Linked DNA regions of Homo sapiens: all the other regions are linked to region 3. A link is an interaction called in ENCODE POLR2A ChIA-PET data of the cell type or tissue named here. Cell type or tissue: HepG2. All regions are shown on one strand.

Region 1 (8,000 bases), 120 kb before region 3:
GTAATTGCCATAAAGATGGACATATGGATCAACAGAACAGAATAAAAAGACCAAAAATAGACCACACACAGTTCATTGAATTTTAACCAAGGTACCCAGGCAATTCAATGGGGAGAGGGTAATCATTTCAACAAATGGTGCTGAGGCCCAGCATGGTGGCTCACACCTGTAATCCTAGCACTTTGGGAGACCAAGGCAGGAGGATCACTGGAGCCCAGGAGTTCAAGACCAGCCCAGGCAACATAGCAAGACCCCCCCCCCAACCCCCGACATCTACAAAAGAATTTTAAAATTAGGGCCAGGCGACGTGGCTCAGGCCTGTAATCCCAGCACTTTGGGAGGCTGAGGTGGGCGGATCACTTGAGGTCAGGAGTTCAAGACCAGCGTGGTCAACATGGTGAAACAGCATCTCTATTAGAAATACAAAAATTAGCTGGGCCCACGTGGTGGCACATGCCTGTAATCCCAGCTACCCGGGAGGCTGAGGCAGGAGAATCCTTGAACCTGGGAGGCAGAGTTTGCAAGTGAGCCAAGATCATACCACTGCACTCCAGCCTGTGTGACAGAACAAGACTGCGTCTCGAAAAATAAATAAAAATTAAAAATTAGCCCGGTAGGCATGGTGGCATGTGCCTATAGTCCCAACTACTCTGAAGGCTGAGGCAGGAGGACCAGTTGAGCCAAGGGCTGAATCAGGAGAATCACTTGAGCCCAGGAGTTAGAGGCTGCAGTGAGCTATGATCATGCCATTGCACTCCAGCGTGAGTGACAGAGCAAGACCTTGTCTCTTTAAAAAACAAAAAGAACCCTGCCCATCCCTCACAACACAGGGCCCCTGCCTCAAGGAGCTGGGATACTGTGAGTAGCTAAGTGTGCTTTCTTTAGGTAAAATCTTTATTTAGGGTGTTAGTAAAAAGCCCGCTGTCATGACCTCAGATGACCTAAATATCCAAGCCTGAGGGTTTTTTCTCTTCCACAAGCAAACGAATTTCTCCAGGAATACTTTAAAGCAGTGCTTCCCAAAGTGAGGCCCTGGACCAGCTGCAGCAGCATTAACTGGGAACTTAGAAAGGCAGCTCCGCGGACCCAGCCCAGACTAACTGAATCAGCCTGCATTTTCATGAAATCTGCAGGTGCCACCCAGCCACCACCAAGGCTTACTGAGATAACGCAGGTGCCAGCCCCTCACAGGCCAGGAAGAGCCTCTGTTGCCCACCCTCACTCTGTGGAAGGCAGCAGGCACCAGGCACACAAGGTGAGCCAGGATGGAGGAGCTGGGGGAAGCCCAGGTCCTCCCTGGAGCCAGAAAGTGTCTTGGAGACATTGCCATTGAATTGTTCAGAAACAATTTTTCAGACACCCACAGCTGTAGCTAAACCACTTTAGATAGATATTGTATCTCGGTAGGGCTTAGGTTAATCAGGCACCATCAGGAAGGGAGAGAGGAAGTAAAAAGGCATTCAGCCTTCTAAGACCCTCAGGAGGTCTTTTTGAAAATCTAATAACGGCTGGGCGCGGTGGCTTATGCCTGTAATCCCAGCACATTGGGAGGCTGAGTCAGGTGGATCACGAGGTCAGGAGCTCAAGACTGGCCTAACATGGTGTAACCCCGTCTCTACTAAAAATACAAAAATTAGCCAGGCGTGGTGGCACGCACCTGTAATCTCAGCTACTCAGGAGACTGAGGCAGGAGAATCACTTGAACCCAGGAGGCGGAGGTTGCAGCGAGCTGAGATTGCACCACTGCACTCCAGCCTGGGTGACAGAGCGAGACTGTCTCAAAACAAAAACAAAAACCCCAATAAATTGTGACATCCCTCTTCCAGGAAAACTATATACGCACTTTATATATACTTTTGGGGAAGTCACACGTTTCCTGGGCTTGAGTGCATGGGCTCAGGTTAAGAAATTTTTGAGACAGTCTCACTCCATCTCTGCTCACTGCAACCTCCGCTTCCTGGGTTCAAGTGATTCTCCTGCCTCAGCCTCCGGAGAAGCTAGGACTATAGGCATGTGCCACCACACCCAGCTAACTTTTTGTATTTTAGTAGAGACGTGGTTTCACCATGTTGCCCAGGCTGGTCTTGAACTCCTGAGCTCAGTCTACCCAACTGGGCCTCCCAAAGTTCTAGGATTACAGGCATGAGCCACCTCCGGCCTAAGAATTTCTACTTTACAGACAGGCACAGGGAAATAGAGGTGCCAGAAAAAGCCAAAAAAGATTAAAGACATATATATGTATATATTTTGTTTGTTTCTGAAATAGAAAAGAGTGCCTAAGTTTCAACACAAAGGAAAAGTGGATGCTTATAAATTATTCAGATCTAGGCAACTTAATTATACAGAAGAAACAAAAAGATCAAAAGTATTCCATCATGGCACTTGGCTTTGTCACCAGATCAATTCTGACATTTTCTCACTTAAAACACCGCCTTTCTAGTCCCTTGAAACCACCCTCTGCTTCAGCCAACCCTGGTTTCTCACCCTAGCATTTGGGAGGCCTGGGATTGGGTCACAGTTGTGTGACAACAGAACCTCACCTGGACCACAGACCCTGTCAGGGCACAGGGAATGTTTGCTTAAAGTTTCTCAGTAAGAGTGAACAATGGCCAATTCCTTATGACCGAGAAATGGAAGGTTTTGGCTTGATCACCAAAAGCCTTACTGAAAGTTCAGCACTGGGACATTTGTTGGTACAGTGGTTGGAGAGTCCCCAGAACCACGTGGAAGGGAATCTTACATGTTGGTACCTTCGACAATACTTGTTGAGCACATACCTCGTGCAGACGCCGGGGCCAGGACAGACACATCCACCCTCCAGGTATCTGTGATCTGGGGCTCCTCAGGTCTCCTTTTCACCTGCCAGATAAGTGGACTTATCAGCCCAACACCTGCCACCTGTATGCTCTATTTTAGGCCTCACATAGGGTCAGAGGGCCCCCTGGCCCTGAGGATACAAAGGGCATCCCACGTGCCCATCAAGGTGCATACGCCCCTTTTCATGTGCCTGGGACACCTGAGGCTTTCAACTGCCTCCCTTCCCTCAGAAGACAAAGATTTTTAAAGTACCCATTAAAATCCAATTTCCATTCCACCTGCCCGTTAGTTTTGGACTCAATCCCCACGTGATTTTCCTTCATTTGCTAATTTCTTTTCATAAGCCTCTGCCACTTCTGCACAGTAAGTCTTCAACAACCCAATAAACACCTCCCCTCCCCCCCAAAAAAAGGATGGGGACAGTGGAGCCAGTATTATCATCTGCCATTCAGAAGCAATGCTTGGTAATGCACGTTTTCTGAACATGTTCTCCAAGTCTGTCTTTCTTTTAATTGGGGAGCTACCAGGTCACCTGCACTTAGAGCGCCACAGCACTCCAGGTGCAAGGCCTCAGGGTTCCAGTCCTAATGCCTGGAGGGAAAATTACGCATTTCCCACTCACCTGCCCAAACTTTGACATTTAAAGCATCTCTCTGGTATTTTTCAGCTTCCTATTTGCCTATACACCTGCATGGCAGGCTGTGGACGTTCTTAGTATAGGCCCCTATATACCCTACCGCATCACTGGTACCAGCAGGCAGAGACACACATAACAGAATGTTCTGTGAGCAACACAAATCCTCCAGTCAACCTAATGCCCAGCTCCCAGCAACAGATTAAATCAATTGTAGCACAGCCACTCAATGGAAAACCATGTAGTTACTAGAGACTAAGGTAACCCACCCATGCATAATAATCCCATTAATTATAGTATATACTTTAGTATATATGATTTGCTATATGGTGTTAATATTACACAACACATTCATGAATAATAGAAATTGTTATATTTCTCAAACAATGCTATTAATTTTGATTAAACTGTATTACCTACCAAGAGCCATTGAATTAACACATCATACATTAATTCATGAAAACTCAAAGTGCAGAGAACAGTAAATCAGTCCGTTTGTGTGGAAATCAAAGGGCATGTTTGAATCTATAAATATGAGCGTGCACATTAAACTGTCAGGTGCCTTGGGGCTGACTTAGCCGACAAGTCAGCAGGTCTGGGCGGGAGAGAAGTTGCATTTCTCACAAAATCCCAGGTGCTGCTGCTGGTCTTGGGACCAGGGACACATCCAGGCTAAACAGGTAAACTGGGGGAAGAAGAAACTTTCGGCTTTGTTTGTTTGTTTTTATTTTTTTCTTTTCTTTGAGACAAGGTCTCCCTCTGTCGCTCAGGCTGGTGTGCAGCGGCGCGATCTCGGCTCACTGCAGCCCCGATCTCCTGGGCTCAAGCGATCCTTCAGCCCGGGCCAAAGCGCGGAGCTTCCAGAAGCTTTTATTTTCTAAATCTCACGCCTCCATTCAGCAACCCTGGCTGGGCGTGGGCTCCCTGCAAGGCGGCGGTGGACGGCCCGCAGTCGGGCCGATAAGGAAACCTGCTACCATTCCTTGGCTTCCTGGGTGCCTCACTCTAGAGGGGGAAACTGAGACTCCGAGTCGAGCCGTCCCGAAGCGCTACATCGCTGGCGGGGCTGGGATTCGAACCCGACTTCTGAGATACAGGCCGGTGCCCCGCCCGCGGGACCTGCGGGACCCTCGGGACACCGCTCCAGCCGCGCCCCGACTCCAGAGGTTCTCCAGCCCACTGCAGACGACAGAATCGCCCGCGGGTCCCCGAGCCCCCGAGCCCGCCGGGGCGCGCCCGTTGAAGCCCCGCCCCGCCGGCCGCAGCAGGGAGGGGGACGGTGCGAGCTCGTGCTCGCTGGGCGGGCGCACGGGAGCGGCGCCAGGATAGAGGTTCGCGAGACCGCCATCGCAACGCAGGCGCGGTGGCCAAGTGGTAAGGCGTCGGTCTCGTAAACCGAAGATCACGGGTTCGAACCCCGTCCGTGCCTGATATCCAACCTTCAGCTATAGGGTGGAGACTTTTTAGGAGTGGTCGACTCTTGCCGTACTCTGCGAGTAGATCCTTCCCCCTGGACTGCAGACCCAGCCAACTGTTTTCCTTCAAGGGTTTGGGTTCAAGCTCCCATCCTTCCCTCGCAGAAGGTGGAAGTCTGGGTGGTCCAGCCTCGGCGAGTAAGGTCCGCAAATTTGGCCGGCCCCGGCGATCGGCTCCCTACACACAGCTACCCCTGGGGCGCTTCATCCCCTGGGAGAAGATGGAGGGCTCTGGGGGTGGGGCGGGGCTCGCAAACTCAAAGGGTCCCCTGCAGATCATGGCCTCAGGGAAGCCCCAACACCCTTGGGGCAAGGAGACCTGCAGCTGCTGGAGTTTGGCTTAAGGGCCCATCCACATTCTTCTGCACAGGAAAATCCAATTTTATCCGCTCTAACAAAAGCCCTGCCGTTGCCTGATACAGAGCCCACACCCAGAGTCAGCTGGTGTCTGTCTGGCTTGCTATTTTTGAAAGGAAATCCACTGTAGGCATTGCATTCGAAAGAGAAGCAGCCCTGTCCAGGCTTGGAGCAATTCTGACACGCAAATCTGAAACCTCCGGCTCTGAGCCTCCGCTTGCCCCTCTGTAAAATGGGCGCTTGTGAAGCAGCTGCCAGGAGAGGCTGCTGTGGAGGCGGCCTACGTAGACGGAGCTCCAGTCAGATCGCACAGGTTTTCTTTGCATCACGAAGGATGCACCAAAGGGCTGCTGGAATGCCTTTGAAGACGTCATGCAATGACCCCAACCTCCAGGACCGCCACATCGTGCACTCTGAAAACCAGCTTGAGCGAATTTGGGGAAGGCTGTATCAGTCTGAGATTCCTAACTGGAGGAGGCATTCGTGGAGCGCCTCGTGTGTGCCTGGTGGAACTGGATTCTGGGCGTCCCTCGGTGAACTGGCCAGGCCAGAACGGGCTCTCGGGAGGTGACAGGGAGAGAGGGAGGGAGCAGGAGCTCCCGGGGGTAAGTGTCCCCCTTCTACAGCAGGGGTTCCACACTTGTGAGCGTGGATCAGCCTCCCCTAGAGGGCTTGAGAAACGCAGATTGCTGGGCCCCAGCCCAGGGCTTCCGCATTCAGCAGCTCAAGGCTGGGCCCAGGTCATTTGCATTTCTAACGAGCTCCCAGGAGAAGCTGATGTTGGACCGCACCTCGAGGACCACTGTTCAAACGAAAGCCATATTCTTTTTTTCCTTTTTCTTTTCTTTCTTTCCTTTTTTTTTTTTTTTTTTTTTTTTTTTTTTTTTTTTTGAGACGAGTTTGGCTCAGTTACCCAGGCTGGAGTGCAGTGGCATGATCTTGGCTCACTCGGAGATCTCCGCCTCCCGGGTTCAAGCAATCCTCCTGCCTCAGCCTTCCGAGTAGCTGGGATTACAGGCGTGCGCCACCACACCCGGCTAATTTTTGTATTTTTAGTAGAGACAGGGCTTCACCATGTTGGCCAGGCTGGTCTCAAACTCCTGACCTCAAGTGATCCACCCACCTGGGCTTCACAAAGTGCTGGGTTTACAGGCGTGAGCCCCCATACTCGGCCACGACAGCCATATTCTAAACCCAGGAAGGAGCCTGTGCATAGGCATGTATATAAATAGGTAAGTTAATGATATAAAAATAGAAAATACCAGTGCTTCTTACACTTCCACTTGGGGAAATCTTGCTAAGAAGCAGGTTGTGACTCAGTAGGTCTGGAGTGGGGCCTGAGACGCTGCATTTCTAAGAAGTGTCTTGGGGTGATGCTGGTGCTGCTGGTCTCCAGGAGCGGTACACAAGGGGTGGAAGGGTACACGCCAAAATAGCATCATCCCCTGGGAGGGAAGTAGACTAGGAAAGCTGTTGAAAGGGCTCCTTCACTTCTTACCAGGTAAACGTGTGCTCTACATTGCTTGGGTTTTCTTCAAGATGATTTCTTTGTACTACATATGCAATTTTTTTCCAGAATCACCCTGTCCCTCAAAACCCCTACCCAAACACAAAAACCTTTTGGGACACAGGCAAATTAGAACAATTCAGAATTAAAGCAAATAAATGTTGAATGTTCTCTTGTCTCCACTGGAGCATCTATTCATTTCTTTTTATTTTACTTTCTTTTTTGGAGACAGGGTCTCGCTCTATTGCCCAGGCTGGAGTGCAATGGTGCTGTCATAGCTCACTGCAGCCTCGAACTCCTGGGCTCAAGCAATCATCCCAACTCAGCCTTTCAAGTAGCCAGGACTACAGGCGCTAGCACCACACCTGGCTTTTTTTTTGGGGGGGTGGGCGGTGGGATCGACATTGGTGTCTCCTTATGTTGCTCAGGCTGGTCTCAAACTCCTGGGCTCAAATGATCCTCCCACCTCAGCCTCCTGCCTCAGCCTCCCAAAGTGCTGGGATTACAGGCATGAGCCACTGTGCCTGGCCCATTCGTTTCTTTTTGAATAGGTGCCATAAAAGATCACGTATGGGCCAGGTAAGGTGGCTCACGCCTGTAATCCCAGCACTTTGGGAGGCTAAGGTAGGTGGATCACCTGAGGTCAGGAGTTCAAGACCAGCCTGGCCAACATGGTGAAACCCCGTCTCTACCAAAAATAGAAAAATTAGCCGGGCATGGTAGTGGGTGCTTGTACTCCCGGCTACTCGGGAGGCTGAGGCAGGAGAATCGCTTGAACCCAGGAGGCAGAAGTTGCAGTGAGCCAAGATTGCACCATTGCACTCCAGCCTGGGTGACAGGAGTGAAACTCCATCTCAAAAAACAAAACAAAACAAAAAAACACGGCTCTTGGGCAGGTAGGCCAATATCTTTGAAGAGCATGGAATTGTCCACCCAGATTTCCTGTCCTTGTCTTTCTGTCCCCATCCACAGAGTAGACCAGCACTCCTTCTCTGTGACATCACCCAGGGAGACAGCCCATTCTCATCCATCTCCACCATAGCCTGTCTGTATCAGGTGGAGAATGTATTAGAAAAACACAATTTACAATACTGTAGATACCATTTATGCAAAAAAGTGTGCACAAAATGACTAAGGATATATATATATATTTGTGTATGAAGAAGTGCTTGCTGTTTTGTTTTGTTTTTTATTTTCAAGCCTGAAAGAT
Region 2 (8,000 bases), 82 kb after region 3:
ACCTGGAAGACAAATGACCTTGGGTACACCTGCAAACTCTCCAAGTCTGAGTTTTCTCACCTGGAAAAAAAAGCCATTGCTCCCCAATCTCATTTTCAGTGTGAAAGTACTTTGTAAACTGTAAAGAACCGGTAATGATATAAGTAAAATATTAATTTTCAAAATATTTGCAGCCAACATTACTATTTGGATATTATTCATTTTCAGAGTAACAAAATGAAAATAAACAAAACCACTAAGGGAAAACTATAAACCCTCACTATTTTCCTAAAATAAAATGACAACAAAAAGCAATATTGCCAGTGGTGGCGATTACTGTGTCACACACTGAAGATCTCCGGTATGTCTGTGTGCAGTGTTTTACATGCATTATATCTAATCTTCATAGTACGCTTGCAAGAGAGGAAATGTTTTTACTGGTGAGAAAGCAGGATCACAGAGGTCAGGGTTTTGCTGCAGACCATCCCTGGGTGAATGGCAGGGATAAGATGCAAAACCAGGTTCCTCAAACCCTAATACCAGGGTCCTTCTTATTACTCTGCATCTATTGGAGGTGCTTTATTATTTTCATTTTATTAATTTTTTTAAATGATCAGGCTTTATTACCTGTTCTGTTACAATGAGTTTTAAACAAATTTGTACACCCACATGTCATCCATCACGCAAATTAAGATAAAGAACATCCCCCTCACCCTCATGCCTGTTTTTAGACAGACTCCCACCCCTCCTTCACTGGACGAAGGCGCCTCAGATGTGTAGTACAATTATGGCATTATCTTCCTCAACTTGAAAACTTTGCTGTCACCACTGCTATCATCAGGGCTTAATTTTGCCTTCTCTTGAGCTACCTATAACTGGAATTACACTACATATGCATTTTTTTGTATTTATCTTATTTCAATAGTTTTGGGGGAACAGGTGGTGTTTGGTTGCATGGAAAAGTTCTTCAGTGACGATTTCTGAGTTTTGGTGCATCCATCAGCTGAGCAGTGTACACTGCACCCAGTGTGCAGTCTTTTATCCCTCACCCCCTCCTGTCCTTCCCCTGGAGTCCCAAAGTCCATTACATCATTCTTATGCCTTTGCTTCCTCATAACTTAGCTCCTATGCACTCTGCAAATTTAAGACAGCTGCACAATACTTAGGACATGCCTCTGCTCCTTCTGCCTTAAAGACTGCTAATTCTCCGTAATGCGCCTCTGGCTGGCAGCAGTACTTGAACACTGGGGCTTAATCCCCCCTTGGTGTTAATGCTTCAGACTAAGGCCAGGTCAGTTGTGTTCTGATCCCATGCTGCCCCCTCTTCTGAGGCTGCTGTGGATGGATCACGATGGCGGCATGGGAGTGAGGATCAATGGTGGCCTCTTGGTGCCCATTTGCTACTTCTGGCTTCCAGTTTAGGCATATGCGTTCCTAGCCCACTATCACTGCCAACAACTATTACCCACACTGGCAGTGAGACCATCAGAGCCTGGCCACGCTGTTCAGGGCAGTCTTTGTACCTGGTAGCTGCAAAGCGCCATGATGTCAGAAACAGAATCTGTCTACTTGCACCTAGAAAACCCCTGGATATGGAATAGTTCTCAATAAAAATGATGTGACTGAATGCAGAGCAGAATGCAGTGCTGGTGACGAGCATGCAGGCTGTGGGCACGTCGGCACTGGACAAGGGACTCCAGTTTACCAGGGACCTTAAAACAGAGGGAAAGACAACTGTATGAGAGGCAGATGTCCCACATCCGGCACCTGACACATTTTAATCTTCAACTAGGCCAGACTTCACTAAAACTTAGTGCAACAAAGGTTTCCGGAATGTCATGCCCTAAATATTTAGTCATCTAAAAAACAGAACAAAACAGGAAAAAACTCTACTTCTTCAGAAAACACAAATTTTTACTAAGAAGTTTGTGTACTTTTAAAATATTCACTCAAGAGTTAAAGAGAAAAAGAAAAAAAAAACCCTCAAAGTATTAGGGAGGCAGGGCACAGTGGCTCACACTTGTAATCCCAGCACTTTGGGAGGCCAAGGCGGGAGGATAACTTGAGCCTATGTAGTTGAAGACCAACCTGGGCAACACTGTGAGACCCCCGTCTCTAAAAAGAAAGTGCTAGAGAATGTTCATATTATACAATGTCTCCCAAAGAAGTGGAGTGGGTTACTGAAATGTGAGCTGAAAACAGCACACTCTGCCTCACTCAGGAGATAAGCGGTGAAAGCAGGCAGTTCTGGAGATGTGCTATTGAGTAAAGTTACTCATATCAGAGAGCCACAGAAATAGGATCCTTTCCTGAAAATCTTATTCCTTGGAACAGTTATTTTTCTTACTTTGAATGTGTCATATTTCTGTTATTTTTCACTCATTTACCCAGCCTCCCAACAATTCATATCCAATAACCATTGTCCACCCATTCTTCCATGTGGTAACTGCTTACTGAGTGTTTTTGTCCCAGGAACTATGTCAGGTATTTGGTAAATCAAGACACAATCTCCACCCTCTCTTAAAGGTCACCCTGTCACATACCAGATTTATGTAGTGGTGATTTCGCTGTAAGCTTGTCACTCCCTAAGCTTGTGACAGATTAAAATATGTTCATCTATCAATGTGGACATATGAGAACCCATTGGTTCTACCATCATTATTCTGTACCAATTGTTAACCAATGAGCATTCTCCTGGATTTTCTTCTATTTCAATTCTTTTTTTTTTTTAAGAAAGTTCTTTATTTTTATTAATATATTTATTTATTTGAGACAGTCTTGCTCTGCCGCCTACGCTGGAGTATAGTGGCGCCATCTAGGCTCATTGCAACCTCCGCCTCCCGGGTTCAAGTGATTCTCGTGCCTCAGCCTCCTGAATAGCTTAAACTATAGGCGTGCGCCACGACGCCTGGCTAATTTTTGTAATTTTCACAGAGACAGGGTTTCACCGTGTTGGCCAGGCTGGTCTCGAACTCCTGAGCTCAAGTGATTCGCCTGCCTCGGCCTCTCAAAGTGCTGGGATTATGGGCGTGAGCCACCGTGCCTGGCCTGGCTATTGCGTTCTTTAATCTAAAAGGTTTATTTTGATTTGCAAGCACACCCAAAAGGGATGACATCTGCAATAATCCCTCTGTTGCCAGGTGTGGTCGCTCATGCCTACAGTCCCAGCACTCTGGGAGGCCAAGGCAGGAGGACTGCTTGAGCCCAGGGGTTCGAGACCAGCCTGGACAATGGGGCAAAACCCCATTCTCCACACACACACAAAAAAAACCACAAAAATTAGCCAGATGTGGTGGCTTCAGACTATAGTCTCAGTTATTAGGGAGGCTGAGGTGAGAGGATTGACTGAGCCCAGGAAGTCAAGTCTGCAGTGAGCCACGATTGCACCATTGTACTCACTCCAGCTTGGGCAACACAGCAAGACCCTATCTCGAAAAAAATCCTTCTCTCAAGTTTAATTTGGATTACCAAGTAGGAGAGGAGGCTTGGGTCAATATTCCCCATGAAAGCAAAGGTGATGACAGGGTCACAGGCGAGCTGAGTTAATCTATTTAATGATATCTGATAGTTTTCAATAATTCAGCTCCCAGCTGATAGACAAATGTTACAAACAACTCCCTAACCATGGCGAGGGGATTTATCTGAGCACATTTGGAATTTAGGATCACTTAAAAGGGGAAATAAATAACAGTCCGCTTTTCACTGCTGGCCTCCACGTGGCAATAATTTACCAGCATTCCTTGAGTCCCAGCAGCTTTGCAGCTCTCGGCCTTTAATCTAGAAGCCAAGCTCTGGCTCAAAGCCACGCCTCTAATGGATGAATCAGCAAAATGAATTGGCTGTCAACTGTGTCCTCCAGCTATTCCAGCTCGCCTGTCAGAAGCAGCATGTAGCAGGCTGCTGGGTAAAACTAACCTTTTCCAAATTTGTCAGGGAAATGATTCAAGGCAATCTATCGGTCTTGCCACTTTGTGAAAGCCACTGGGGAACCAAATGTGCTAAGAGTCCTCCCTGTTTCCCTGGAGGTGAGTGGGAGCAGTTCCCTCACATAAGAGTCTCAAACACTCCGGCTTCACTGTGCCCAAGAACAGCACGGTCCGGGGTGGTCCAGTCTGATCCCAACCGGCCCACCCGGGGCATCCGGTGGAAGTCTTCGCCGGAGGATCCGAAGGCAGCATCAACGCGGTTGTCTCTTGACACTGCACACAGCATAGCATTTAATCTTCGGATGTTCTAGTCACCACACAAATAAAGAGACTGAGCATCGGAGAAACTAAACAGCTTGCCTGAGGTCTTGTAGGTAAGCAACAAAGCTGGCTTGAAACCAGGATGTGGCATTTATATATACATTTTAACAATGTTAATACTGCCACATGCCTGCTGTGTATTTATATGCATTTTGTTTATGTAGGTTGACAATTAGCTTATAAAATGCTTCCTGTATTAAGGAATTACTTAAAATGTTTAGACTTTATTGTTTTTTAAAGAACTTTCCACTACTGTCAAGCAAAGACTTTCCAACTAAGTTGATGCATTATGTTTATGAAGAGGAAGACAACATAAGATGTAGATTCCTTCCTAAATTGACTTATAGATTTACTGCAACTCCAGCAAAAATATTCCAACATTTTATTTTATTTTTTAAACAACTTCTGTGGAACAGGGCTAACTCATAGGCAGTGTGCCCAGAGTTGGCCTCCAACATTTTAATTAAATATTGAAAAAAATTAAAAGTAAGAAAAAAAAATCTCGGTAGAAAACAACAGTGGTTGTGAGAGCCTGGGGCTGGTGCTGGGGCTGGAACGGGAGAGGAAGTTGACTACAAAGAAGGGGAGGGCATTTTGAAGGTGACAGAACTATTTTATATCCTGATTGCAGTGCTGATTACATTACTGCATGCATTTGCTGAGGCACAGAACTGTACACCAAAGACGGTCACTTTATTATACATCAATTAAACCTCAGTTATTCTGGGAAACCTGAAAGATGAATTCTAAAATTAGAATAAAAGGGCCAACAATAGCTGGGACATTTCTAAAAAAGAATGGGAAGGGGGACTTGCTTTACTAGGTAAAAAAGCTTATTGTAAAGCTATAGGAATTGAGACAGTGGAGTAATGGTGCTGAGATAAACTGACCAATGGTACAGAATTCTAAGAGCCTAGAAAAACACGTATATATCTGTGAAACTTTGATTTTTGACAGAACTGCCTGGAAAAGGAAAAGCTGGAAAAATTGTTTATCCATGGGGGGGAAAAAAAAAGAAATTGGATTCTTAGTCACACCATGCCGAAAAATTCACTCCAGATGGATGAAGAGCTGAAATGTCAAAAGCAAACTCTGAGAATTTGAAAAGGAAATATAAGTGAGTATCTTTCTGAGCTTGAAGTAGGGAAGAATTTACAAAGATAGAAAAAAGGACAGGCATAAAAGAAAAGATCAATAAGTTTGGCTACATTAATATTAAAGCCTTTGTCCATCAGAAGACACTTTAAAGAGAAGAAAGACAATCTATAAACTGGAAGAAGATATCTGTAAGACATTCAACTGACAGGATTAGCACTAGAATATATAAAAATAGCCACAAACTAGTGAGGAAACAACTGCAGAAAAGTGGGCACAAGGCATGAGAAGCACGGTCACCGCACAGAAGGGAGGTGTGTGAGGCCAGTGGACATATGCAGAGATGCTCGGCCACAGACAAAGGCAAATCATGACTATGATGAGACATGATTCTATACCTACTGCGTTGGCAAAAATTATAAAAAACATTGATAATACAACTATTGGGAAGGTGTGGAGCAACAGGATCCCCAGTGGTTGTACGACCATTTTGGAAAACAAGTTAGTGTTCTCACTTAAAGATGATCATTCTCACTTCCTATGACCCTGCAATTTCACTCACGAATAATAAGAGATCAATACAATAGTTTCCAAAAAAAAAAAACTGTTCATAATAGCTAAAAAGAAAGAGAAAGAGGGCTCCAAATCCTTATCCTTGGGTAAATGGACAAATCTGCAGTATATTCACAAAATGGAATATTGTCTAAGAGAAAATATGAGTGAACTACAGCTACGCAGAATAAAATGGATGAATCTCAGTGATGTAACGGTGAATGATAAATGCAATCCCCCTCACGCCCCGCAACACACATACATACACACATGGCGGGGGTGTGTATGAGAGGGAGAACAAAAAATAGCAAGAAGATGATCAGCACAAACTTCAGTAGAATAGCTGGTACTGGAAGGGAATCAGGAGAACTAGAGAGGAGAAGAGCAATAGGTAGATGTAATTTATTAGTAATGTTTTAATTCTTTGGTTGAGTGGTGGTTTCACAGATGTGCATTACATTTTAAACAAACAAAATTTCTAGCACGCCTGTAATCCCAGCTACTCGGGAGGCTGAGGCAGGAGAATCGCTTGAACATGTGAGGCAGAGGTTGCAGTGAGCCGAGATCGTGCCACTGCACTCCAGCCTGGCGACAGAGAGAGACTCAAAAAAAAAAAAAAAAAAAAAAAAATTCTAGCTTTTCCATTGTTTTACCCTGTCCAACTACTAAAGGCCATTTCCAATACAATCTGCTTAAGTGAGAAGGTCTCTTTAAGATTAGCTCAAACTTACTCCTGTTTCAATGTCTTCGGTCACATGGAAGTGGAGCCCCTGAGTGGGACACATGTGGTGTAAATGCGTACTGCAACTCAGATGCCAGACTTCAGCCTTGCTCGGTGGCTAAGGGCATTTTTGCAGTCTGCTTCTTAGAGGGTTGAAACCAGTTTATTGTAGCAACTGTTTGTGGGTGGGGAGAGTGTACTAGGAAACTGCTGAAGCAGTTACACACCATTAGTCCTGCATTTTTTGCCATGGCCACTCTCAGCAAACATCAAGTTCTCAATGTCTAAGGGAATTGCCTATATTCGTATTAACCCAATGGTTACAACAAAGAGGGCTGGACATGGTGGCTCATGCCTATAATCCCAGCACTTTGGGAGGCCAAGGCTGGCGGATCACTTGAGTCCAGCAGTTCAAGACCAGCCTGGGTAACATGGTGAAACCCTGTCTCTACTTAAATACGAAGATTAGCCAGGCATGCCTGTAGTCCCAGATACTTGGAGGGGTGAGGCTGGAGGATTGTTTGAGCCCGGGATGTGGAGGTTGCAGTGAACTGAGATCGTGCCATTGCACTCCAGCCAAGTTGACAAAGTGAGACCCTGTCTCAAATAAATAAATAAATAAATAAAAATAAAACAAAGAAAGAGAACTATTTATTGGCTATTTCCTCTGTTAGCACAGAAAATCCTGTCAGCATTATCCTGGCTTTATAGATAAGGACACTGAGACTCATAAAAAGGGACTGGCCCAAGGTCCCAAAGATTACATGTGTAGGCTGGGACCCCAACCAAAGCCTACATTCTTTCCACGACACCACATGCACTGGAAGGCACCCGGTTTGTGTCATGCAGAGTTAACACAGGCATACATCTGTCTGCAAGGAAGCAGTGTGTCCATCTCTCCACCCAACAGCCTTGTGCAAACGCTGGAAGGAGTCCCTGTGTGATAACCTGGTGTGTTACTCCACAATCAGAAGTGATGTGTGCCAAGAGTGGCCTCTGCCTACTTCACAGGCCCAAATCCTACTCCTCTAATGCCAGTGTGTGCCTTAATGTCAAAGACGCCCTCTCTGACACCCTTTAAGATGGCCTCTCCTTATTCCCCTCAGAGCACCCACCAGCGTGAGGCCCTAAATCACCACATTGTCATTCAGGATTGTCACCCCAAGCCTGGATGACACTAAAGGTTGCTTTGTGTTTGTTTGCTTATTTAAATATGAATATATTAAATACAAAAGTTTTTTCATATTCCATAAAGTTTGATCAAGTTTAAATTTACAACAGATGGACAGCCTCTCCAATTTACCAGATAAGAGAATGGAGGGTTTTATCAGATTTTGCAAAAGGGCAAGCTTTAAAAATCTTTAAAGAAAGATATTAAAAATCAAGGAAAACAGAAACACCCAACC
Region 3 (8,000 bases):
AAATCCTTGCCTCACGCCCCAAACTCACTCTAAGTGTGTAGCCCTGGGCACACCCTCAAACCTCTCCGAGGCTGCAGTCCTGGTCTCGTAGGAAGTGAGAGGCCATCCTCCGGGAGAGGCAAGGCTGAGATGCACACAGTTGTTTTCAGAGCAGCAAGGCCACTTCGGCAACACCCAGAGCTTAGGGAGGACGTGGTCAACCAGCCTTTACTGGGGCCTGGGAGACTCCCCACTGACACAAACTCCCTTCTGGTTTGCACTGGGGACGTTCAGTCCCTTGGGTTATGCATTCACTGGTCCAATAGATATTTTCTGTGTGCCAGGCCCTGCACGGGGCACTGTAGTGTGAAGTCTGTCAGGTTCTTCCCTTTAAAGAACACCCCCAAGACACAGACAGATCCAATCCAGTGAGACACACACTCCGAGGGAGCCAACTCCAGCCTGGATAGACGCCAAGCCCCACAGCCAGGCTTCAGACTGACTCCCGCCTCAGTCCGGAACCTCAGCACAGGAAGGACCCTCGTGTCAGGATATCCAGGCCCCGCCCCAGCCCAATGGCCCCTGCCCCTCCTCTATGAACTAGCTTGAGCTCCCCGCCCTCTGGGGACAGAAGCCCCCCAGTGAGTCTGCTGCAGTCACAACAAAAGGTAATGGGGGCCAGGCGCGGTGGTTCACGCCTGTAATCCCAGCACTTTGAGGTTAAGGCGGGCTTATCACTAGAGGTCAGGAGTTTGAGACCAGCCTGGCCAACATGGTGAAACCCCATCTCTACTGAAAAAACAAAAATTAGCCGGCAGTGGTGGCGTGCACCTGTGATCCCAGCTACTCAGAGGCAGGAGAATCGCTTGGACCCAGGAGGCGGAGGTTGCAGTGAGCCGAGATCACACCACTGCACCCCAGCCTGGGTGAGAGAGGGAGACTCCGTCCCTAAAAAACGCAATGGGGTTGTGGTGTCCACTTGGGAAGAGCTGGGGAGGCAAAGGGAATAGGAATGATCTACTCCCCTGCCAGCCAGGCTGAGGCTGTGATCCAGCACAGATGACCCGAGTCAGGACAGCTTAGAGGGTCCCACCCAGTTTAGAGATCACATTCTCCAATTTGGCCAGAATTACACCTGCGTCCTCCAGCGAGGCATGGACCCAGAAATTATGCTTAGGGTCTCCTTCCAGCTTCACGACAGCCTCAGGAGGTAGATGCTGTCATGACCCCCACTTTGTAGGCGGGGAAACTAAAGTTCAGAGAAGTCACATAACTTGCCCAAGGTCACACACAGCCAGCCATGGCCACTGCCTTTACTTAAACAAGAGCAACAACAATCATGACAGCTGGAGTCACTTTAAGTGCATTATCTCATTTGACCAGAAGTAGGAAAACTTCTTGTCTCCATTTTACAGAGCAGAAAACTCAAGTTCAGAGAGACTCAGTAACTTGCCTGAAACAACTGAATAGGAAGATGGCAGAGCCAGCCTACGACAAACAGGATAACAGTAAGAATGGCAGCTATATTCATTCTGTATTGCTGCTCCAACAAGCTTCCACGAACTTAGTGACTTAAAAAAAGATACATTTATTCTCTTACCGTTCCAGAGGTCCGACGTCTAAAATCAAGGTGTCAGTAGAGCTTGGTTCCTCCAGGGGGTTCTGAGGGAGAATCTGAGTCCTTGTCTTTTCCAGATGCTACAGGACCCCTACAAAGCAGGTGGCTCCACCTTCAAAGCATGCATTCCACCCTCTGCTTCCAGCCTCACATGTCACGTTTCTTCTTGCCCCACCCACCGCCTCTTATAAGGACCACTGTGGGCCAGGTGTGGTGACTCATGCCTGTAATCCCAGCACTTTGAGAGGCCGAGGCCACCTGAGGTCAGGAGTTCGAGACCAGCCTGGGCAACATGGTGACATCCCATCTCTACTAAAAATACAAAAAGTAGCTGGGCATGGTGGTGCACGCCTGTAATTCCAGCTACTCGGGAGGCTGAGGCAGGAGAATCGCTTGAACCCAGGAGGCAGAGGTTGCAGTGAGCCGAGATCAAGCCTGCACTCCAGCCTGGGCAACAGAGTGAGACTCTGTCTCAAAAAAAAAAAAAAAAAAAAAAAAAAAAGACCCTTGTGATTACATCATTTGGCCCCTCAGGGATAATCCAGGTGAATTCCTTCATCTCAGGAGCCTTAATTTGACCACACCTGCAAAGCCCCTTTTACCATGTAAATTAGCACTTTCACGGGTTCTGGGGATTAGGATGTGGACCTCTTTGGGGGACCATGAGTCCATCCACCACATTAGCTAATATTCATGGAGCTCTTGCTAAGTGTCAGGCCTGTGCTGAGCATTCTGCATCATTTTAGACCTGCACAACTCACACTTTTTAAAATTCTGTATTTACATAAATTTATGGGGTACAAATACAATTTCATTACATGCGTAGATTGTGTAATAGTCAGGTCAGGGCTTTTAGGATCTCCATCATCCCGATCACATACATTGTACCCATTCAGTGATTTCTTTTTGTTGTTGTTGCTGCTGTGTTTTTTTGAGACAGAGTCTCGCTCTGTCACCAGGCTAGAGTGCAGGCTCGATCTCGGCTGACTGCAACCTCCACCTCCAGGGTTCAAGCTATTCTCCTGCCTCAGCCTCCTTTGTAGCTGGGATTACAGGCGCCCACCACCATGCCCGGCTAATTTTTGTACTGTTAGTAGAGACGGGGTTTCGCCATGTTGGCCAGGCTGGTCTCGAACTCCTGACCTCAGGTGATCCGCCTGCCTCAGCCTCCTGAAGTGCTGGGATTACAGGCATGGGCCACCGCACCAAGCCTATTTTTGTTTTTTTAAACAGGTTCTCACTTTGTCACCTAGGATGAAGTACAGTGGTGCAATCATGGCTCACTGCAGTCTCTATCTCCCAGGCTCAAACGATCCTCCCATCTCAGCTTCCTGAGTAGCAGGGACTACAGGTTGGTGCCACCATGCCCAGCTAATATTTTGCAATTTTTGTAGAGATGGGGTCTTGCCATGTTGCCCAGGCTGGTCTTGAACTCCTGGGCTCAAGTGATCCTCCTGCTTCGGCCTCCCAAAGTGCTAAGATTACAGGTGTGAGCCACCTCACCTGGCAGCCATTAAACTATTTCTTATGATTCACAGCGGTGGATGAACTGCCAAAATTCACGTTCACTCTTCTGAATCTCCATTATTTATTATTCCACTCTCTGTGGAGCCATGTGTATGCATTTTTTAGCACCCACTTGGGAGTGAGAACATGCAATATTTGTCTTTCTGTATCTGGCTTATTTCACTTAAGATAATGACCTCTAGTTCCATGCGTGTTGCTACAAAAACATCTCACACTTTAATGTACACACAGATCACCTGGGGGTCTTGCTAAAATACAGATTCTGGTTCAGTAGGTCTGGATTTCTAACAGATGTCCAGGTGATACTGAGCTATTGTTCCAGAGACCACTCTTTTTTATTTTATTTTAATTTTATTATTTTTGAGACAAAGTTTCACTCTTGTTGCCCAGGCTGGAGTGCAGTAGCGCCATCTCGGCTCACTGCAACCTCCACCTCCCGGGTTCAAGCGATTCTCCTGCCTCAGCCTCCCAAGTAGCTGGGATTACAGGTGCCCACAACCATGGCGGCTAATTTTTGTATTTTTAGTAGAGACAGGGTTTCCCCATGTTGGCCAGGGCGGTCTTGAACTCCTGACCTCAGGTGATCCACCCACCTTGGCCTCCCAAAATGCTGGGATTACAGGCTTGAGCCACCGCGCCCAGCCCTCAATTTTTTTTTTCATAAAATAAAAATCAAAATGCAAAAATCATTCTTAGTTTAACGTCCATGCAAAAATAGACGGTCAACCAGATCTGGCCTGTGAGCCACAGGATGCGGACCCTTGTTCTACAATGTCAGTTCCAGGAGGGCATGTCTGTCTGTCTGTCTGATTATGTTTCCTGAAGTATCACTTGCGTCTAAAACAGTGCCTGGCATCTAGTAGCTGCTCAAAAAATATTTGCTGAATGAAAGAGCAATTCCTCTTGTTTAATTCTTACAACTGCTTTACCAAGGGGTTACATATATGAATATTGTGTACAGAGGAAGAAATGATGAGAGTAATGTCTCTGGATTTATCGACGGGAAAACAGGCATAGAGATGGCATGTTCCAGCCTGTGCAGCTGGTCTCCTAGAGGAAGCAAAAGCACTGCGATCCTCCTCAGCAGTTCGAGAACCTCCTCCCCAACAGATCGCCCCGTCCCCAGGCGGCTCCAGGCCCCGACCCTGAAGCTTGAGACCCCACCCCCAGAAAGCTCGAGGCCCCGCCCCTTAGGCATGAGGCCCCGCCCCCAGCCGGCCGGAGGCTCCGTCCCCAGACAGCTTGAGGCCCCGCCCCCAAAGAGCCTGAGGCCCCACCCCCAGGCGGCTCGGGGCCCCGCCCCTGCAGCCCGAGGCCCCGCCTCCAAGGGGCTCGAGTCCTCACTGGACCAAGCGACACAGAACTGGGTGCGTCCCCAGCACAGCAGGTCCGGGACCCCTCACGCCAGCCACATCTCGGGCCAGGCCTCGCGGAACTCTCACTGGCAATAAAAAGCAGCCATACGTTCTCTCCTATGTTTGTTGGAAGCAACAAACAGCCCGGCCCAGCCAGCTTGGGCAACCAGGCCTCACTCCACAAGGCGGGGCGCAGGTCAGGGGACACTGTCGAGGATGTTTCCAAAGCCCGGCAGGTCAGGGCCTGGCACACAGATCCCCTTCAGGGGCCAGTCTGGTAACATAGACATGTGAAACGGGTGGAGTTGAAACCACAGGCGCCAAATGGCCGCTACTGCCACAGGCAGTGACACCTGTCCAGTTTCGGGGCTTTTTAAAGCCCTCTGTGGCTGAGGCAACGCGTCAGAGAGACCCACGTGGCTGAAAGCTTGTTGGTTTCACAGAGGGCGCCTCCCACTTCATGGCCTTTGCCCATGCTGTCCCCTCAGCCTGTGATGTTCTTCTTGCAAAACCATTCTTAGTTCCTAATCCCTGCAAAAACACTTGGCCAACAAGATCTGGGCCGTGAGCTGCGTGTGCAGAACCCTGTCGGCCCCATTAGCTAACTCCTTCTCTGACTTCAAGTCTCAGAGAATTCTTCCCCAACACAGGCACCCCGCACCTCCCTTGTCACAGGGCAATTTCACATTTGTTTGCTTACTTGATCAGTGTCTGTCTACCCTTGTATTCCTTTCCCAGGGCTACAGTAACAAATTATCATAAAGCTTAAAACCACAGAATGTATTGTCTCACAGTTGCGGGGAACAGAAGTCCAAAACCAAGGTGTTGGCAGGGTTGGCTCCTTCTGGAGGTTCCCAGGGAGAATCAGATCCATGCCCATCTCCTGGCTGATGGTGACTCCTTGGCTGGTGGCAGCATCACTGCAATCTCTGCCTTTCTCATCACACAGCACTCTCCCTGTATGCATCTGTGTGCCAGGGTCCCTCTTCGTATAAGAACCCCAGTCGTGCCATATAGAGGGCCCATCCTAAAACAGTATGACTTCATCTTATCTTGACAACATCTGCAAAGACTCCATTTCCAAATAAGGTCATATTTGCAGGTTCCAGGTGGATGTGAATTTTCAGAGGACACTGTGCAACCCAGGAGAGCCCCCAAGTGTGGGGGGTCCACTTACACTGTGCCTGGAAGGTGGGGACCCCCTTGCTGAAACCCTTCACTCACTTGCCACCAGTACCCTGGCCTGATCTCTGCTGGGGTGAGAGGGTGACTGTGAACAAGACGGGGAGGAGAGATGGTCCAGGAGTGCACTGGCCAGGGCGGGAGCTGGTGGTGAGGGCACAGTGGGTACTTGATGTCTCAGTCTGTGTGGCCTCCTTTCCTCCTCTGCTTGATGACAGGGCCCAGAGTTTTCTCTGAAGCTTTGCTCCTCCCCAACTCTTGGTTCACGGGGTTTGGGTAGAGATGATGCCATTCCTAGGTCTGGAGATGGCCGTGTGTCCCAGGCCTGGCCAATCAAACAATGCTTCTACCTGACACAGTGACCGGTTCAGGACTGGACAGATGACCCAGTCATTGCCAACGAAGTCTCGTTCTGTTGCCCAGACTGGAGTACAATGACGTGATCTCGTCTCACTGCAACTTCCGCCTGCCAGGTTCAAGTGATTCTCCTGCCTCAGCCTTGCAAGTAGCTGGGATTACAGGCACGTGCCACCACACCCAGCTAATTTTCATGGTTTTTTTTTTTGTTTTGTTTTGTTTTTTTTTAAGTAGAGACAGGGTTTCACTGTGTTGGCCAGGCTGGTCTCGAACTCCTGACCTCAAGTGATCCACCCACCTCGGCCACCCAAAGTGCTGGGATTACAGGTGTGAGCACCAAGCCCGGCCTCAACTTGGGCTTCTGATGGAACTTATCCTTAAGTAGCTGAGCCCGTGGCTATAAGCCTCTTGTCCTGGGCAGCCACCTTGCCACTATGAGGAGGGAACCAGTGCTTGAATGAAACCCCTGCAGAGAAAACTGAAACCAACAGCCAGGAGAGGGACTCCCGATGCCACATGTGAGTGCCTGGATCCAGCCATTCCTGAAGCCACATGTATGCCTACACTTTTTGGTTACATGGCCCAGTGAGTACCCTTTTTGCTTAAGCCAGTTTGAGTTGGTTTTCTGTCAGAGATAACAGAGTGAAGTGACATGTAGTGTGAAAGCCACATTGGATCCCAGGACTGTTATGGAAACTGAGGTTTGCTGTGGCTGGGCCACTTTCATTGAGGTCACAGCTCTGACTTGGCAGCAGGCACTGAACTACACAAAGCAGGATTCCTGTTTAATGGGAGATAAGGAACAATTACAGTGTCAAGAGGTGAGGCCAGTTTGAGCATTTCAGTCCCCAAGCATACCCAGGAGGGCTAGACTCAAGAAGAGAAACTTTAGGATGGCTCTAGATGCCAGAGGGAAGGGTTTGGGGTGAGGTGGGGAGATGGAAGTGGAGGTGCTGATCTGGGTACCGTCCCCAAGGCTGAGAAGGAGCCTGGGACTTGGCAGAGTCCCAAGAAGAGACAGGGGGTATGAGGGCCCTTGGTACTAAAAACAGAACCAGGCACAGTGGGTCATGCCTGTAATCACAGCACTTTGGGAGGCCGAGGCAGAAGAATCGCTTGAGGCCAGGAGTTTGAGACCAGCCTGGGCAACATAGCAAGACCCTGTCTTTACAGAAAATTAAAAATTAAAAATATAAAAATTAGCCAGGTGTGATGGTGCACGCTTGTAGTCCCAGCTACTCAGGAGGCTGAGGTAGGAGGATTGTTTGTACCCAGGAGTTTGAGGTTGCAGTGAGCTATGATCGAACCACTGCACTCTGGCCTGAGCAACAGAGCCAGACTCTGTCTCTACAAAAAAAAAAAAAAAAAAAAAAAAAAACAACTAAGAATAAGGCTCTTTCTGGCTGCTAGGAAGGGCCCCGGTCCCTAAGCTTGGCTCATGAGCAGTGGAGCTGCCACCTTTGAGGGCTCCTGGAGCTTGGAGTCAGGGCACAGAGCAGGCCCAGTGTGGATTTGAGCCTGGAGGGCCTTTCCACACATACCTGACCCAATATGCTCCTGAGACCTTCTCCCAGCTCTGGGGAGCAATGGCAGGGAGCCCTGGTATTAAATAATTGTGGCTAGGTCCAAGCATGGTGGCTCACGCCTGTAATCCTAGCATTTTGGGAGGCTGAGGCAGGTGGATCGCTTGAGGCCAGGAGTTCGAGACCAGCCTGGACAACGTGATGAAACTCCATCTCTACTAAAAATACAAAAATTAGGTGTGGTGGTGCACAGCTGTAATCCCAGCTACTCAGGAGGCTGAGACAGGAGAATTGCTTGAACCCAGGAGGCAGAGGTTACAGTGAGACGAGATCACACCACTGCACTCCAGCCTGGACGCCAGAGCAAGACTCCGTCTCAAAAATAAATAAGTAAATAAAATAAATGATTGTGGTTCACAACACATTCCATTTAATTTAGAAAAAAATAATGGATTATGG
Region 4 (8,000 bases), 93 kb after region 3:
ATACTCAGGGGTCCTGGAACCAGTCTCTCATGGACATTAATGAACGCCTGTATATTTCAATCTCACTTGTTCATTTATTCATCTATCCATTCATTCATGAACAAACTATCTTCTAAAACTAGGCAACTGAGGCTGAGAGTGAAATCAGAGAGACAAAGCCCAGTACTCAAGGAGAGAAAGAGAGCACAGACCATCACCCACGGGCTGAGGGTTAGAAAAGGAGCTTGCTCTGGAGTTTCCCATGGGGAAATGACCACACCTGGGGCTCAGAAAAATTTCCCTAAGGAAAAGACACTCAGGTCTTTCTTGAGACTTGAGGGTTGGGAGAGCAGGTAGTGTAGAAATTCTGGAGGTGGGGAACTGTGATCCAGGCAGAAGGAATATGATGAGGTGACTCATCTGAGAGAGGAACACAGTCTAGACTAAGGATGAATGACCGTAATAGTGAATCCTAAGGAGGAAGCAGGAGAAGGGCCGGCGGTGCAGCCGGAACGATGCGCAGAGGAGCGCCACACTGAGGAGTTCAGTCAGGAGGGCCTTGTGGTCAGATCTCCTCCTCCTGACAAAGATTCCGGGAGATCAGCAGGACGCCAGGGTAATAAATATGGAGAGAAAGGGCGGTGGCTTGTTAGGATGGAAGAGGTGGGGACACAGAGAAACTACACAGTTCTCCGAGTCCTAGCCTGGGCAGTGCAGGGTTGTGCCATCTGGGACCAGGGAACAAGATAGTGGGAACACAGGAATGGGGTAGATGGTGGCTTTGAAGTACCTGGGAAACATCGGTGGAAATGTGGGATGGGCAGAGAGAATACATTTGGGAATCACTGGCATGAAGGTGGTGTGAGCCCTGAGAAAGAATGGAATTGCTGAGGAGAAGGTGCAGAGTAAACACAGAAGCCTCCAGACTGAACTTAGGAGCACCGGCCTTTAATCCTCGTATGGATGGGGAGGGCAGTCATGAAAGCCTGGGAAGCTGTGGCCTGAAAAGGAGAAGGGCAAACCTAGGGATTTAAGAAAACATTGCTTCAAGGAGGAAGAAGAGGCCAGGCATGGTGGCTCATGCCCGTAGTCGCCAGCACTTTGGGAGGACAAGGCGAGAGGATCACTCGAGTTCACGGGTTTGAGGCCAGCCTAGGCAACACATACCCCTCAATGTCCACTAAAAAAAAAAATTAGCTAGGCATGGTGGTGCGCACCTGTAGTCCCAGCTACTCAGGAGGATCGTGAGCCCAGGAGTTTGAGGCTGTAGTGAGCTATGACCACACCACTGCATTCCACATTCCAGCCTGGACCACAGAACAAGACTCTGTCTCCAAAAAACAGAGGTCAGAGTACTGAGCACTCAGGCAAGGTGAGAAGACTGCCTGGTGGGTGTGGCAAAGGGGTCAGAGGGTCTTCAGTAAGAACAGGCTCTGTGGTGTGGGGACCACAGCGAGAGGAGAGTGAGCGAGGAACCACGGTAAGGGTGGTGACTGCAGACGCCTCGAATTCCGAAAAGGAAGGAAAGATTTGGGAGAAGAGGCGAGCTGGGGTTGTGGGAGTTCTTTTGAACAGGTGGAAGGAATTCTGCCCATGGGTGGGCATGGATAAAATGTAGCACAAGGCCCCTGAGAAGGGACTTGGAGCACATGGTGGGGACACATGTCTGACAGAGGCACAGAAGGAGGGAGGTGTGTGCGCGGACAGCTTTGTGAATCTGGGGGCAGGAAGTCGCACCTGGAAGTTCACTGTTTCCTCTGAAGAGGGGTCGAGGTCAGGGGAGGGGAGGGATCTTCCCAAAAGCACCAGGGCTGGAACCTGGGAAGACAGGAAGAGCAGAAGAGGCCATGGAGCTGGTACCTGATAAGGTCCCTGCCAGAGATGTGACCTTCCAACTAGTGCTAACAATCTGCCCAATGCTCTTTTCCTCCTCAAAACCACCCCACAAAGTGGGTAACAATTCTCCTTCCATGGCCAGGCAAACAGGGGCCGAGAGAGGTTGAGTGGCCTGCTGAAGATGGCGATTCTGACAGCAGGGCTGGGGTGTGAAGCCCGAGCTCCCTGACCCTGACGCATGCTTCTGATGACAACTTTAACCTGCCCCTCAAAGCAGTCAACAAAGCCTCTGCGCTCACACCCAGCCCAACACAAAAAAGGGCTTTCCCAAGTGCTGACACAGCAGCTTAAAAAGTGGGTAGTGAAGTGCAGAAGGTAAGAAGGAATTTATGATGGCATCAAGTAGAAGCAGATGGGAGTTTGGCAAAAAGTTTAGAACTATTACTTAAAGAAAAAAAAAGAAGAAACCCTTCTTTTTTTAAAAGATGAAACACAACTTAAAATAGACTTGGGAAGCAATTCCATACTTAACAGTCTTGAGGAAGTTGACAGACAGCTGAAAGACCTAAGCAATTTACAACATTCTTCACACTTCATGGCAGAAAATTAAGATTGATGTCTCAACTACACAAGAATAATTTAAGGTAAAATCAAAGATCTGCTAGATCATGTGAAATGGCAGATCCTAAACGTCAAGAACTCTGAATAAATTCCACTCCAGGGAAGACTAAATAGTACACGGCTTAGTTAATACTATATCTTTAAGGTCTGCTTATTACATATTACAAAGAAGTACAAACAGATACCAATCATGGTTTATAGGGAGGTTACTAAGCACCAGGTTCTCTACTATCTCTAATCCTAATACATTATTCTATATCCTAAAACATTAATCTATTTTCTTCCATCTTTAATCCTACCCCTGTAAAGCAGTCTTATTTTGAATACGACAGAACAGTGCCTGAGACATGTTAAAATAACTTGCCTGATGTCACCGTGCTGGACTGCCGTGCACAGCCAGTATTTAACCCGTTGTTGACGCCCCTTCCCCTGCCTGAGGGATTCCCAATTTAATGCCAGCATACAGCCTGCAATAGGTTTTAAATTGCAACAGTATCACTAAACAATACCTACTTTTACTACATGAAACCCACTCTCATACGTCCTTTTCTTCGACTTTCTCCCCTCTTTTTTTTAAATGCTGGTATCTACCAGCATTGATTTCCTGACCCACTAAACAAGCCCTGCCTGACCTGAACTCTATAACACAACACAGCTCATTGACACCCACCATTCAAAACAGCATTTCTATGTGACAATGTGCTTTGTGTTCTAAAAGGTTAATCAACAAAAGAACGTTTAGGACACAATCTCTTCACAGCCTGCGTGTAACTGAAGCACTGGCTGGAGGTAGTGGCTGCATCTACAGATTCAAGTTGGGTCCTTTCACCTGGACTAGTTCTCAGGAACTTCAGATGCCAGGTACAAATATATACCTAATAGGCACACACACCACCTGCATCAAGACAACACTTTTGGACCTAGCTAACTTTGGCAACTTGTTGGGCTGTTTATGAAGTATTAAATCTGCCACAACATTAGTGATACGGTGATAAAGCACAGTGCTCCATGTTTCTTCTACTTCCCATAGCCACATACGCAAACAGCCTGACAGAGCAGCACATATTTTAAGGCTTACAGGTTTCAGTGGTTGAAAAGCTTAGTCTGTTTGTGTATAAGCTAATATAGGAGCTGCTGGGCTGCACTATTTACACTTTCATTAAGGGCTGCACTATTTACACTTTCATTAACTGTGTCTCTGTGGATGTTTTGAAGTGGTTTTCATCTGATAAAAGAATTTACTGGCCGGGTGCGGTGGCTCACACCTGTAACCCCAGTACTTTGGGAGGCCAAGGCAGGTGGATCACAAGGACATGAGAGCAAGAGACCATCCTGGCCAACATGATGAAACCCTGTTTCTACTAAAAATACAGAAATGAGCTGGGTGTGGTGGCATGTGCCTGTAATCCCAGCTACTCAGAAGGCTGAGGCAGGAGAATGGCTTGAACCAGGGAGTCGGAGGTTGCAGTGAGCCAAGATGGTGCCACTGCACTCCAGCCTGGCAATAGAGAGAGACTCCATCTCAAAAAAAAAAAAAAAAAAAAAGAATTTACTTATACCTCATGACTCAGCTTATTCATTAACCCAGTGAAACCCCGGAGGAGAGGAGGGGAACTGGAGAGAGAAAGAGAATGATGGGCAGCCAGGCAGAGCTGAGCTAGCTCACCTGCGAGGTGAGTCATGGCCCCTGGGAGGGAGGGTGTCTGTCACCAAAAGCAGCCTCTCCCAACCTATTAGAGAGTCACAGAAATTCCGTATCAATAGTAAATGGGACAATTTTGTCTCTGGTTCCCTTTAACCGTCCCTTGCCATGCTCCTAGCATTGGAAGCACTCAGCACTTTCCTGATGGTGCCAGGATGCTGCGCTATGAACATGAGTCCTCTTCCTAGGCCTGCCTCTCACCTCTTCCCACCTGCTAGCCCTGCAATCCACCTACAGATGCAGAGCAGCTCCAGGACACATCATACACGATCTGTCACCACCAAGAAGGTTTGAAAAAATGCCAACACCACCTCCTTGAACACCAGGCCAGCTCCTCCGTGCCTTCATGGAGCCCTGTGCCTGTGCTTCCCATCCTCTGTGGAGAGAGAACAGTTTATTTTAAAGGAAGGGAATGAAATCCTCTCTCCAGACTATGGGTTGCCTTGGGACGATGAAATTTACTTGTTGTAACTGGCAATATTTGACTTCGAAAAAGAGTTACACTTCTCCAAAAGGGAAATGGATAAAGAATGAGGATGTTATTTTTATTTTCCACATCAATTTTACGCTTTGCCTTGATGAGATGATGTGCTCAATGACTAATTTATTTCATTGGTGAGTTCTGTCTAGACCCTACACGCTGAAACCCTGAAGGTCACCAAATGTCCCCAAATGGTGGCGCAAATCTGAGTAAGAATTGTTTTGATTTTGAAGTCCCATCCTGCCTGGGCATTTAACACAATGATTCTACACTTGTATTGTTGTTTCTGCTTTTAAATGACCACATCACTTCCTTGTGGATTTGGGATCTTAGGAGGACTATTCCAGCTCTTTATTTTCTTTTTCCTTAAGTAAGCTGCTTCCCTGTTACGGGGGCTGTTGCTGCTGACACCAGACCTAAAGACAGCATTCAGGTCTGAACTGGAGCAGGTTAGGCTGCTAGGAGAGGAAGCATGCTGAGTGACATTACTCTTGAGTCTAACACAGGTAATACAGGGGGATGGGAGAAGGAGAAAGTAGGGAGAGGGAGAGAGCGGGACAGAGAGAGGAAGTGGAAGGAGACAGTGAGCCTGCAGGGGAATCAGGGAGAGCGAACTTTTCCCATTTGCTGAGGAACTGCTTTTATTAATAGAAGGTGGCAACTCCCAAAATTCAAAGAAGTAACAAGTTCTTCACCACTCCTGGACATTAAAAGGATCTGTGAAATTCTTTGCCAGCAGGAGAATACGATTTTTAAAAAAGTGATATTGACATTGTTCAGCTTTCCAGACTCAAGTCATTAAATCTCTAAATTGTTCTAAATATTCATTTTGCTTTCTACATTCTAAAAGTGTAGAGCTTTTTTGTCTATTTAAACATTCATTGTAAAAACCAACTGGTTAGATAAAAAAGTCAAGCCAAAAGAGAGAAATGTAAAAAACTAAAACAAGCCAGGTGCAGTGGCACGTGCCTGTAATCCCAGCTACTCAGGAGGAGGAGGCAGGAGGATCACTTGAGCCCAGGAGTTCAAGTCCAGCCTGGGAAACAAAGGGAACCCTGTCTCCAAAAAATGTTTTAAATAAAAACAATATTAATACAATGGCAAGTGTGATATTATCACATGCCAAAGTATTTTTGAATATTTTATAACATTGTATTTTAAAATTCTCAATGACCTGAGAGTTTCCTACAATGTCAAAATACTCAACACAAATTAGGAAACTGAAAAACAACTTCTGAAAGTCAGGTATACAGAGAGAAGAACACAGAATGCTTTTTTTCATTCTTTGTTTTTTGAGACAGTCTCACTCTGTCACTCAGGCTGGAGTGTAGTAGCACAACCACGGTTCACTGCAGCCTCAACTTCCCAGGCTCAAGCAATCCTCCCACCTCAGCCTCTCAAGGAACTGGGACTACAGGAGCTTGCCACCATGTCCGGGTAATTTAAAAATTTTTTTTGTAGAGGTGGGATCTTGCTACATTGCCAGGGCTGGTCTTGAACTCCTGGGCTTAAGGAATTCTCCTGCCTCAGCCTCCCAAAGTGCTGGGATTACAGGCATGAGCTGCTGTGCCCAGGCTAGAATGGTTTCTGTAAACTTTATCTTTTACTTTTTTTGTTTTGTTTTGTTTTTTTAAGACAGGGTCTCACTATGTTACCCAGGCTGGAGTGCAGTGGCTATTCACAGGTGTGACCATAGCTCACTGGAGCCTCAAACTCCTGGACTCAAGCAACCCTCCCGAGCAGCCAGGGCTATAGGCACGTGCCACCAAGCCTGCCTACACTTGTGGATTTTATAAAGTACTCTCTACATTTCTTTCCCTAGAAAAAAATATTACCACCCTTTAGATTCTAATTCTAAAGTGCTACATCTAATACCTCTAACATAAGTAAAGTCTCATTTTAAAGCATGTCCAATGAATAAATTTGCTTCTACTGCCTTTGCATATGCTAAGATTTTGATGGAGGAAAAAAAAAGTACCTGAAAGCAGCTTTCATGGAACCCAGCTATAAAGCTCCACAAACCCCATTTTTCCAGTGAGCTCACAGATAGTACCCTGTGCCCTATGTCAGCTTAGGGCAGCAGTTAGAGGCCTTTACCAACAGAAAAGAAAAAGCCTAGCTTGCTTCTAAGGCTACATACATCCAGATCTGTTCCACCAAAATCAAATCTGTGGCAAGGAGGTCCATGGCTACAGATTCTTCTGCTATGAGGCACCCAGGGAAATAGTCCAGAGGTCTGAATTGCAAACAAAATAATTTTAACTAATATAAAAAAGACCATCTGTTCAGTAACTAATTCCCTTGAGGACATGATATGGAAGTCAACTATCCAGCTTCCACCTTTACATAGTATATAAATGAGAAGAGAAAAGCGAGCAGGTTGGGTGCAGTGGCTCACGTCTGTATCTTAACACTTTTGGATTATTTGAGCCTGCCCAGGAGTTAGAGACCAGCCTGGGCAAAACAGTAAAACCCCATCTTTACAAAAAAAAACAAAAAACAAACAAAAAAACAATAATAATAATAATAATAATAATAATAATTAGTCTGGAGTGGTGGTGTGCGCCTATAGTCCCAGCTACTTGGGACGCTGAGGTGGGAGGATCACTTGATTGCGCCACTGCACTCCAGCCTGGGACAAAGCAAGACTGTCCAAAAAAAAAAAAAAAAAAAAAAAAACAGAAAGAAAAAGAGAATGAATGTTAAAATGTAGGCAGAGGCATGAAAAATAGAAAAGAAAGTCAGCTTGCAGAGCCAAGTTTATATCTTACCCCACCCTGATGTGGTTGGCCAACAGCTGATAGAGGGCTTTTCGGTAAAGTAGGTAGAAACAAACCCCACCAACCCTCAGGTTACCAGGCAATGTGCCACCATGTTATTAAAGCCATCATGGTGAGAGTTCCTGGGCAGGCAGCCCGCTGGAATGCTGAGTCATCTGTTCCCCCGCTCACAGCTGGCCCTCCTCCCCAGCACATGCTCTGCCCACAAGCACACTCTTTGGGGAATGCATTAGGAAGCAGCTACCTGAATGTATCCTGAAAATCACAGACAAGGCACTAAACACACACCCATTGGAGCCTGTTCTGTCACAACTCAAGCCAGAGTGCAGGCATAAATCACTGCCGTTTCTGGAAAGAGCACAGGCACACCTTGCACTCAGCTCTCTAGAGGCCTTAGCTAAATGCTGTTTAGATTATTTTTAAAAAATGTGGTTTTGACTGGTTCAGGATTTAAAAGAGTTAACAAACATCATATGAGCAGAAGGCACAATGGAATGAGTGTGTACACTCTGGGGTAGACAGCTCTACTACTGGAAGGCCACATGCCTCTCTGGGCAACTGTTTTCTTATCTTTGAACTGAGATGCTTTCCACAGTTGGCT

The links. Peaks named below come from ENCODE experiments on the same cell type or tissue, not always from the same donor. Only the 100,000 strongest peaks of a DNase experiment are listed, where the experiment ranks them.
Region 1: POLR2A ChIA-PET joins it to region 3 with 19 read pairs; 3 of 35 experiments call an interaction of 5 or more read pairs at or near these places.
Region 2: POLR2A ChIA-PET joins it to region 3 with 19 read pairs; 6 of 35 experiments call an interaction of 5 or more read pairs at or near these places.
Region 4: POLR2A ChIA-PET joins it to region 3 with 12 read pairs; 11 of 35 experiments call an interaction of 5 or more read pairs at or near these places.

What each region holds. Positions count from the first base shown.
Region 1 is chr16:14,281,085-14,289,084 of GRCh38, forward strand. TRT-CGT2-1 (tRNA-Thr (anticodon CGT) 2-1) reads left to right here and starts at 4,809; the gene lies at 4,809-4,880. RefSeq lists enhancers at 702-1,203, 2,748-3,396, 4,078-5,075, 5,106-5,225 and a silencer at 4,526-4,935. In HepG2, a CTCF peak has its summit at 4,221; DNase peaks (open chromatin) are centred at 4,297 and 4,867; H3K4me3 peaks cover 2,622 bases.
Region 2 is chr16:14,482,960-14,490,959 of GRCh38, forward strand. All of the region lies in intron 21 of PARN (poly(A)-specific ribonuclease), which reads right to left. It overlaps LOC105371094 (a long non-coding RNA gene), which reads left to right and starts at 4,043. Exons shown (of 2, transcript XR_933105.3): 1 at 4,043-4,279; 2 at 5,184-6,083. RefSeq lists an enhancer at 2,709-3,644. In HepG2, a CTCF peak has its summit at 6,684; DNase peaks (open chromatin) are centred at 1,064, 2,482, 3,772 and 6,672; H3K4me3 peaks cover 1,082 bases.
Region 3 is chr16:14,401,421-14,409,420 of GRCh38, forward strand. No RefSeq gene overlaps it. Among named protein-coding and RNA genes, the nearest start is that of LINC03107, 23 kb to the right of the region's middle. RefSeq lists enhancers at 4,280-4,781, 5,236-5,315 and a silencer at 4,306-4,505. In HepG2, no CTCF peak of the experiment used is centred here; DNase peaks (open chromatin) are centred at 1,291, 1,747, 4,421, 4,931 and 1 weaker place; H3K4me3 peaks cover 786 bases.
Region 4 is chr16:14,494,163-14,502,162 of GRCh38, forward strand. The region is part of intron 21 of PARN (poly(A)-specific ribonuclease); the gene reads right to left. Among named protein-coding and RNA genes, the nearest start is that of LINC03107, 69 kb to the left of the region's middle. RefSeq lists enhancers at 1,481-2,003, 2,004-2,526, 3,932-4,076, 7,390-7,684, 7,410-7,704 and a cis regulatory region at 3,999-4,009. In HepG2, no CTCF peak of the experiment used is centred here; DNase peaks (open chromatin) are centred at 3,599, 4,059, 7,589 and 7,959; H3K4me3 peaks cover 636 bases.